Regions from separate parts of the Mus musculus genome. Here region 2 is linked to region 1. Evidence: chromatin loops called from intact Hi-C (ENCODE). Cell type or tissue: gastrocnemius. All regions are shown on one strand.

Region 1 (5,000 bases):
TGAAAGCTCTGAGCTATATTGTACTTTACATCAAATTAGTTAGAGAATACCTATTGTAAAACTGTCAGCACATCTCTAACACGCCTTGTGTAGGCTCCACCTGCTCTATGCTGCCCACTATTGGGAATGTATTATGGTAATAAGAAATGTGATACTACCCACCGGGGTTACTTCAGTACAAAAGCATAAAAATATTCTCCTGCGGCTTGGGTGAGTGCTAAGACACAGACGGCATCCTTGCGAGGGATAAAGACTGAGCAGTCGTAGCTAAACTTATCAAATATGGTAGCCATCAGTAGGAACACACCGGACCAGGAACTATGTTGTGTTCCATGGGCCAGCAGCACTCACAGGGCGGGGCAGAAGATGGGCTGTGGAATGTGCAGAAGGCGACTGTTCAGTGCTCAGACGGAAATATGCAGGTGCCATCATAGTATCTCAACGAGTCACCACAGAACCACACAAGCACAATGGCTAATGCAACTGGAAGATGACACAGAAACCCAGATAAACTCCCCTCTGCCCTTAAGTTTTCCTTTCCAAGCAAATAACCAGATGGCTGCTTTTGGTCTCCTATTCCCTCCCCCCCCCCCCGCGCTGATTTCAGGAAAATTGAACTGCTCTGTGATCCATCCGATAACATCAACTTTTAGGTTTGTATTCACTAAACAGAGACTAGTCAAAGTGTTAAGAATTTAAATTCTATCCATCAGTAGACTTCCGTTTTGAGGATTACACCTCTTCTACAGAAAGCAACCCTAAAAAATTCCTGGAAAAGCTTTAAAAGGTTAGATTCCCTCCAAGCCTTTGACACTTTCTCTGAAAACCAAAATTGCTACTAAGTACGTGTGTGGATAGACACACACTCGTAGCATTCGCTGCCTTCCGAGTGTCAGCCTCCCCCTTGTAAAGGGCCGACATGTCATCCCTCCACTCTGCTCCTGGACCTGACAATCAAAGCCAAGCAGGCCAGTCCGCCTGCCTGCCTGCCCGGCGGCGCAGGAGTGGGGTGGAAGGACGCTCCGACGTCCACCTAGAGACATCAACAACGTACAGTAGTCCCAGGTTGGGCTCCGACGACTTTAAAAGTCAGGGCTCGTGCCGCCTCCGTCCCCACGGCGCCCGCGGCTGCAGGGCCCGTCCGCCGGGTCGCCTTGGGCCGCCACCGCGGGCATCGCCGATTCCGCCGCGGTCCTGGAGCCGGAAGGCCCTCCGCGGTCCCCGCGGGCGAGCGCGCACGACGACGGCGGCGGGCCCTCCCGGTCCTCGTCCCTCCGGATCCGGGGCCCGCGGTCACCCCGCCGCGAGTCCAGTCCAGCCCACCCCGCCTCTGCCTTCAGCTACCCTTCCCGTGGCGCGCGGCCTCGCTCGGAGAAGACGGAAGAGGACAGGGCGCGCCGGGCCAGGAGTCGCCGACGTCCTTGGCAACGCGGTCCTTCCCCCCCCCCCACACCCCACGCGGGCTTCCCCCCCGGGTCCGCTGCATCCTCGGCGGAGGTATTCCACGGTGACGGGTCTCTCGCCTCGCGCACAAGATGGGGCCCGGGGAGCGGCCGCCCGGCGGATCCATGGGCGCCGCCATTTTGTGAGGCGCGGCGGCCGGAGCTCGGCTGTGTGTAATGGTTGCAGAGAGTGACCCCCCTCTAGGGAATCCCCGGCGCTGACGGTTACGCAAGGGGCCGTGCGCAAGTGCGGAGCGCAGGGAATCCGCACAGCCCGGCCAGCCCGGCTCGCCGCTGCCCTTGAGGCGGCGGGGGAAGGGGCGGCCGCTGGCCCAGCCCGGCTCTCCCCACCAGCGCGCCTCGCCTCGCCTCGGGCCCGGCCGGCTTCTCCTCCTCCTCCTCGGCCAGGGTCTCCGCCCCTCACAGGCTTGCGAGGCACTCACTGGTCCTCGGGTGTCAGGAATTTGCTAGCCACACCTTATCCCGACCCCACTGAAGACATAAACTTTACTTGGGAAATAAACCCGTTTCCTAGAGTGAGTACCGGAAGCACGCTCCGCTCTATTACATAATTCTCTCTTTTTTTAATATACTCCTCCCCGTCACCCGATAGGTGCTCCCATCGGAAAGACTACCTGAAATAAACCCATCCAGACTCTTACCAGCTTGTGACCTTGGGCTAGTGACTTTGCCACTGGTGGCTGTCTCTAAAATGGGAATCCTAGTAGACCAAAGGAGAAGCATGAGGCTCTCCACATTTGCAGACCGGGGAGGGCTCCAACACCCGGGTAAATGCAAATTTAAGTGGTACTAAAAAAAAAAAAAGATACAAATTTTGAATTCCCTATGTACACATTTTCTTTTTTTTTAAACTGAAAGGGAAAAACATTTTGCCCTCTTTTTCAGATACTAGTGCAAAAAAAGACCTAAGCAGTGTTATTCTCAAAGTTGGGAGGTTATTTCCCAACAGGCGCGATTACCGTTTGCGTACCTCCGGGTTCGGTGCACCAAACCGACCAAAAAAGGGAGGACGAGTGAAAAGCCTTACTCTAGCTCCACAAAAGTAGGGCAGGCAGTTTCCAGCCTATTCGATCCTACAGTTTGTCAAAGTGAGTTTACGGCCCCATCATGGACCATGTGCTCGGCGGGCTTCGTGCTAGCACGATGAAGCCCGGAGGCCAACGCCTCCCGCTAGCAACGTCTCCAGAGGGGGCGAGCGGACTCGTCCGCGGCCGCCGGGGCTGCGCCGAGCGAGCCTGCTTCTCAGTGTGGCCGGAGGCCCGGCGGGCGCCGCCGGGGACGCGAACATCGCCTCCACCCCTAAGCCCGGAACAACCGGTAGTGGCCGTTTCCCCGCGCCGCCCCCCTTTCCGCCCGCTTTGTGTGCGTGTGAAATGTGCTGCACATTGCAGATGAACCCTAAGCCGGGCGAGCCGAGTCTATTGTTCCCCGCGAGGAGCCGCCGCGACCGTGTGGAGCCAGGCGCAGTGCCGCGGCCGGCCCTCGGGGGGCGCTGTGCGGCGCTGGCGGCCCGGCCGTGGCGGCGGCAGCAGAGAACGGGAGGCTGGCGGGCAGGCAGGCAGGCCGGCGGGCGGCGCGCAGCGGCTCGGCTGCCGCCGGAGCCTGTGCCCGGGGACGCCCGGGCCGCCGCCGCCGCCGCCGCGCGTGAATGTGTGCGAGGGCCCCGCGGAGCCGCGGCCCGGATCCACGCTGTCACCCCGCTCTCCACAAGCCACCACACAGACCTCCCCCTCCCCACGCGGCCCCGCCTGCCCCGGCCCCGCCGCGCCGCCGCCGCCGCCGCCGCCGCCGCAACTCCCAGGCCTGCGGCCGCCCGGGCCCCTCGCCTCGGCTCGCCCGGCCCCCGGTCGGCTCGTGCGCCCCCCGGCCGCAGCACCATGTTGAATCGCGTCCCCGGGCCGAGCCGCCAGGGCCGGCGGCGCTGAGAGGCGGCCCAGAGCCGGGCCGCGGGAGGCGGCGAGGCAGGGTGGGGGCCGCGCTCGCCCCGCGGCTCCGCGCCCGGCCGCCCGTCGCCTGCCCCTCTAGTTTCGCTCCCGTTTCTTTAAACTTTTTTAGAAATTCCCCTCCCTCCGGCCCTGCGCTCCCCCTGGCCTCCCGCTCCCTCCTTCCCCTCCTCCTCGCCTCCTCCCCCTCCCTCCTCCCTCCCTGCGCCGCCGCCGCCGCCGCCGCCGCCGCCGCCGCCGCCACCGCCGGCCCATGACTGAGCCCCGCCACCGCCGGCCGAGGAATGGGCTCCGGGCGCTGGTAGGGAGCGCGGGGAGCGGGGGCCGCGTTTGAACCGCGATCTGGGTTTTTTCGGGAGACCTCCTTTGGCAAAATAATGGCAAACTCGACGGGGAAGGCGCCTCCGGACGAGCGGAGGAAGGGACTGGCTTTCCTGGACGAGCTGCGGCAGTTCCACCACAGCAGAGGGTGAGAGCAGGACCGGGGGGGCAGCGCCGGGGCGAGCCGGGGCGAACGGGGGCCCGCCGCGGGCGCGGGGTCCCGGTGACAAGTGCGGGGCTTTCTGTCGCCCGCAGGTCGCCGTTTAAGAAGATCCCTGCGGTGGGTGGGAAGGAGCTGGATCTTCACGGGCTCTACACCAGAGTCACTACTTTAGGCGGATTCGCGAAGGTGAGTGGAAGTTTTAATTTGTATTTCCCTCTCGCTGGCCTGCTCGGAAAAGTCTGCTCCGACCCGGGAGCAGGCGCCCGGGGTCGGGGGGGCGATCGGCGGGACACACGGCGTTCTCGGCGCTCGCAGCCGGTGGCCCACGGAGGCGGCCGGCGGCGGGGCTGTTTTCGGCCTGGTGGCTCGCGTGCGCGCGGCGGGCGCGGGGCTTGGGCGGGCGGTGCGGCCCGGCGGCGGGGAGCGCCCTGCCCGGTGTCCGGCCGGCCCCGCGGGGTCTGAGCGGCGCGGCGGGGAGCGCGGGCGAGTGGAGTGCTCGCCCGCCGCCCGCCGAGCCCGCGGCCCGCCCGCCCGCCCGCGAGTCAGCGCTGCCGCCGCCGCCGCTGCCGCTCTAGCACAGGCGGAGACACAGAGACACACAGACTCTGAGCAGTTTTCGTGCAACTCAAAATTAGCGCGGGCAGGTTTAACATCGATAATCGGCTGCGAAATGATCCCGGCGGCCGGGGGCACAGCCTCGGCCCGCTCGCCCTGGCTTTCTACAGCTAACAAAAGAAAGCAGGACCTGTCTGCAAATAGCCATCTTAGGCTTCAAGGCTAGGCAGAAGCTGTAGGCCTCAAAGAAGGGCCTATGGAGATGGATAGATCTGGGAGAGGGATCGGAGTCGGCCCCGGCCCCGGCCCCCCCAGAGCTCGCGGACGTCGCTGTCCGGAGCAGTATTGATCCTTTTGAACTTTTTTTTTTTTTTTTCTTTACTGCAAACGGACCGCGTTGAGATTTAAAAGGGGGCGACAGAGGGACTTGCGATTGGTTATTGTCCGGGCTTCAAAAACAAAACAAACCCACCAACCCCCCCCCAAAACAAAACAAGTGCTGCTAAATACAGGGCTCTCTGATGAAAACATAGTGATTCAAGCAGCCCTGGCTTA
Region 2 (5,000 bases), 310 kb before region 1:
TGTTACCAGCCTCTATACAGATGAGTTTGGAGGAGATGAATCTTACTTACTTACTTAAGATGAGTCTTCTGTTGCACTCTCTTGCTTCGCAACTGTTGCTACATCTGCTGTACTCACCAGCCTCTGTTGCTCTTCCCCAACTGAGGTCAGGGTCCCTAAAGGCATGGCAGTGTTTGCTTCCCACTCCCCTCCCACTCCTCCCTCCTCTCCAGTCATTTCCTACTTCCTAAGTCATCTATCCTGCTCTGCGTATGGTGACCATAATGTCTGTCCTGTGGCGAATTCCTTGAGCAGCTATCTCTGCCCACATGTTACCCAGCAGTGAACACCAACAGGGCCAGCCTCTCATTCTTCCTGGAAGCCTGCCCCCTGGCTTCAGGAAAACAATTATTTAGTGTTTTAAAGCAGGAAAAAAGTCTAGGAAAGTTAGAACACTAAAAGGGTCCATTCAGCAAAAAGAAGTAACAATTATAAAAAAAAAAGTAACAATACATCGCCTATAGTATCAAAAGTCTATCAGTGTGCTTCAAAGGAGAAGCGGGTGTCAGTGACAGAGGAATTCATCAGCTCGCCTTCAGCTGTAAACAGGTCATCTCTACCCAAAACAAACAAGGAACTGCGCTCTAGACAAGGTGGCCCCCACTGATGCCCACAGGACATTGTGCCTGCCTGGGGTAAAGCACACATTCCTCTCCACAGTGGAGCACCCTGCCAGGGCCCGTCACATGGGAAGCTGTAAAACAAATCTCAGCACACACTTAAAAATTAAAAATTAAAATCCTATCTAGTGGCTTTTCTGCGTATGGTGCAATTAGATGAGACATTTCAGAAAGCACACATGTGCACAGAAATTAAACAGCATCTTCCAGAGCAACTGGCAAAGCAGTAGAGATATTAAGAGAGGATATATAATTTTTTAAAACTTTTTAAACAAATGATAGTGGAAATAAACATGCCAGAACATTTGGAATACAATGAAGACAGTATTGAAGTACATTTTTTAATCTGTGGTCACATCGGTTTAGCAGGAAAAACCCAAATAGCCCCAAGGATGAGAAAAAAACGAGTGTCTCTTCTCAGTGTGAGCCCAGTGCCACCATAGCTTTCTGTTTGTTAGCTCTCTTACGTCCGTGTGTGTTCTCATACCCACTCTAGGCTGGCCCGGTCTCTCTCTGTTCCACAGTCTCCTCCTCTGTGCTATGACATCTTCATCTAGCCAATCTCACAGGACCTTTCCCACCCCTCTTCCTTTTCTCTCACCCCCCCACATTCAAGCCTATTGGCTTTTTCCCTCAATAGTAGACCACTGACCCCTTCTCAGTCTTGCCTAGCTTTGTATTGCAATGCTGGCAGGTTCACCCTGGCTGATAGTCTCCATCCATGGTCCCCTCTTTCTTTGGACCTCTACTGAGGTAGTACCCCAAACCAGGAGAATGCTATGGCAAGGAAGCTTCTCCCTTCGTGGCAGCCATTGTGTTCCCTACGAGCACACAACATCATAGCCTAACCTCCTGCTTAACCCCTTCCCCCTCAATCGCATCACCAGCTGGGAGTCAGCCTTCAACACAGGACTTTGGATAAACCAAGGTCCACCAGGCCAAAGCCACTGTCATTTCTTGCCCGGCTGGGCCCTGGTCTCTACCTGGAAACAACGGAGTTCTGACCTTGGAATAAAAGCCAGAGTCCCTGTCGTGGTGTGTCCAGCCTTGTCTGTGGCTCTCACTGTGGATTCTCCTTACAGCCTCAGCACTCGAGATCATGTTCTGGAAGCTTCCCCTGCTCTGACTCTGCCCTCCTGATACCTCCATGACTCATTCCCTCGCCCCTTTAACTCTTGGCTGGGTTGTGTGTGTGCAGACTACACTGGGTAAAGTGTCTGTACTGCGTTCAGCATCCTGTTGCACTCCATGAGGGTTGCACCATTCTAGGTTCTCCCAAAGCTCTAAGCAGTGCTTGATACTAGGTACAACCTATTCTTCTTCTTCCTCTCTTCTCCTCCCCCACTCCTCCCCCTCCCTCCTCCTCCTCCTCCTTCTTCTCTCCCTCACTCCCCACTTCTCTTTAAGTATCTTATGGCTATTCGTCTATCTCTCTTTTATACATGAAACATACGTAGCCAAAGGGGCTTTGGAACAGTGACTAACAAATGCTTAAGGGAGACCAAAGTCAGGGTCCATTTGAAATTCAGAAATCGGTAAAAGAGGAAAAGTGAGATCTCACCAAGTGCTGAGATGGAGCACAGCCAAAACTGCCCCAGCTGCTGGAGCAACCTAAGCAGGTGCCACCGCTCCAGAAAGAACTCGGTCATCCTGTAGAACTGGGCATTCGATTGGCCAAGCGTCTCAGCAGTGCCCCCTATAGGTTCCTGCTCTTTATAAACCTACGGAGACTGTTCGCTACATATTCACAACAGCACTGTTAATATGAAAACTGGGAACCAACCCTATGCCTAACAGTAGCAGAACATACGTGTTGCAGTGTACTCACTGGGAGTATTACACACAGTAAAAGTAACCAATATGAACCAGCTATGGAATTGGCACTAAGAACTTTAGAAACTAGTTTTGAATTTTAAAAAGGTATTTCCCCAAAGGCTATCTAGAGGGGTAGGAGAGATGGCCTGGCAGTCAAGAGTACTTGCTGTTCTTGCAGAGGATCTGCAACAGTGCCCAGCCCCCACATGGCAGCTCACAGCCATCTGTAGCTCCAGTTCCAGGGGCTCCGATATCCCGTTCTAGCATCCATGGGTGGTGTACACACATGGGACACACACATACATACAGGGAAAACACATAGAAAGTAAGTAAGGCTGTTTTTGAAATACTGTCAAGTACTATTATAAAGCTCAAATCAAGAGTAAATACGTATTGGTGAACACGTATATATTTTGGTTTCTTCTTTCCTTTATAGTAACATCGCATATAGGAGAGTACCTTTGAGAAAGGAACAGAGAATTAGGAAATACAACAGCACTGTCAGGGGTCTGGGTTTTTAGCTTAATGGACGATTTGGGGGCGTTCGTTTTATTATTTTTTGTTTCACTACATCATCCAAACTGACATCAGACTCGGTCTCCCGTGTGCTGGAGTGGTAGTCTGTAGTATGTGGATGAGAACACACACAGTCAGGTGGACTCCTCGCTCATGCTAAAGGAACATGGTACCGCTGAACACGGACAGATCACTCCCTTATATCCCGTTGCTTTGAGACTGAAGGGCCACGGTGTCTACCCTGTCCGGACACACCATCATAATGACATGAGTAAAGCTCGGGGACTCGGCCCCCCTCTGACACGGTCTTCTCTCTTCCTTGCAGCACATCATCTACTCTGTGAAGTTCTTCATTTCCTACGCAATTCCAGATGTGTCCAAAATCACGAAAAGCAAGATCAAGAGGGAGAAATACCTCACGCAGAAGTTGCTTCACGAGAGTCACCTCAAAGACCTGACCAAAAACATGGGGATCATCGCCGAGAGGATAGGAGGAACGGTTGACAACAGCGTGCGGCCAAAACTCGAATGAGCGGGAGCTTTAGGCCTGGAGAAGCACTTTAAAGAGAATTAGCTGTCAGACGTGTGTGAAGCACTAGAGAGGATGGCATTGGAACTCCTAGGCAGGCGGAGTCTTGCCCATGCCCATTTCTGCCTGTGTCATCTTCCAGTTTCAGCAAGCAGTGTGGAAACTGGAGAACAGAAAACTGATCAGGCAGAGCCTAAAACCACCTACCTGGAGGTCCTGAACATGCTCCCTCTTTTGATAAATTGGAATTTTAGTAACAGGAAAAAAAGCCCTGAGGTGTGCCCAAGTTCTCCCCGGGACTTCGCTTTTCTGACCTCACGTGTGCAGAGCTCCTTTTCTGTGCTTAATTTTGCATTTTGCCAAATCTATCCCAGACCTATTTTGTCCGGACAGCACCATCACCAAAGACCAGGCAGACCTCAGCCTTAATCGCCTCTGTGTTATCAACAATAGCCAGCTCAGGATTGAGTTTGGATGCTGTGTTAGGTCCCAGGTAGGCTCAAGAGTTCACAGTATTTCAGTGTCTTACTGTACACTCCAAGGAAGGAGACTCCGCTGCGTATGAAACAGCTTCTGTATCATTTCAGCCTGTATTTCCACCTCCAAGAAATACTCGTCTTAGATTGGCATGAAGATGGAGGGTATTGAATGAAGAAGCCTGTCCCTGTTACTCCACGGTGACATTTGCTCTCTAGCAATACTCCCAGCATGCTCTGGGTCTGACCAATGTTGACTGGCTTTCAGATCTTAAGGGTATATAAGATGAAAAGGTAGCAGCCCTTGTTGATCTGAACGGTTAATTTATCTCTTCTTGGTAGATGATAATCAAATGATTGTAACTGTCTCGTCCTCAGCATCATGGGCCGGGAAGCCCATCCACTTCATGAGAACGGACTTAGCAGATGCAGAAGGGTGGCACTACCAATCACCAAGCGCCTTCTGCCTTGCTCGCTGAAAAAGGCTGGTGGCCTGACGACACTGGGCGTAGTCAGAGCAACAGCCAGCTACCCAATCACTAGCCATATCCTGTGATCCCTCTGTGGCAGATGTCACTCACTGGGAACCCTACTGACTTCTCTGCTTGCCACGGTGACCAGCTTCCTTGCCCAGCTCCATTCGTTGCCTGCTAACTCGTTTGTAATCACAGCTGGGCTGGAGACAAGTCTACCAAGATTGTTGCCCTTTGAGGAAGGAAACCCTGGGTTGAATTTGAGCCCCAAGCCTCCTCTCAAGCCATCAGGGGGTTATGGGAAAGGCTGGTTTATCTGCTGGTGGCTTGCTGCGAAGCCTCAGCTTCCTAGTGCCTTGCCCTCCCTGTTGCTTGGCTGAGCAGTCTCTCTGCAGCCTGTGCTCCGCTTCTCCTCCAGTCCATCTGGAGGAGACATGGCGATACCTCGCACCCTTGACTGATCACAGAGGTCAGTGCTGGGTGAAGAAGGGAGGACCTGCCTCACACTGTTTGGGGATCGGGCCGCTGCTGA

Evidence for each region. A loop is a pair of places that touch in the nucleus more often than their neighbours do. Peaks named below come from ENCODE experiments on the same cell type or tissue, not always from the same donor. Only the 100,000 strongest peaks of a DNase experiment are listed, where the experiment ranks them.
Region 2: it touches region 1 in a loop (2.2-fold over the local background); 4 of 42 quality-filtered maps call a loop at or near these places.

What each region holds. Positions count from the first base shown.
Region 1 is chr15:96,283,912-96,288,911 of GRCm38, forward strand. Gm38469 reads right to left here and starts at 3,487. Exons shown (of 3, transcript XM_011245785.3): 1 at 2,105-3,487. The coding sequence starts at 3,342. The coding sequence ends at 2,599. Arid2 (AT rich interactive domain 2 (ARID, RFX-like)) reads left to right here and starts at 3,611. Exons shown (of 21, transcript NM_175251.4): 1 at 3,611-3,875; 2 at 3,983-4,076. The coding sequence starts at 3,784. In gastrocnemius, CTCF peaks have their summits at 113 and 2,919; DNase peaks (open chromatin) are centred at 375, 1,364, 1,690, 2,105 and 4 more places; H3K4me3 peaks cover 5,000 bases; H3K27ac peaks cover 5,000 bases.
Region 2 is chr15:95,969,180-95,974,179 of GRCm38, forward strand. It overlaps Ano6 (anoctamin 6), which reads left to right. Exons shown (of 20, transcript NM_175344.4): 20 at 3,316-5,000. The coding sequence ends at 3,522. Among named protein-coding and RNA genes, the nearest start is that of Gm41389, 60 kb to the left of the region's middle. In gastrocnemius, CTCF peaks have their summits at 396 and 2,351 (motif pointing left); no DNase peak of the experiment used is centred here.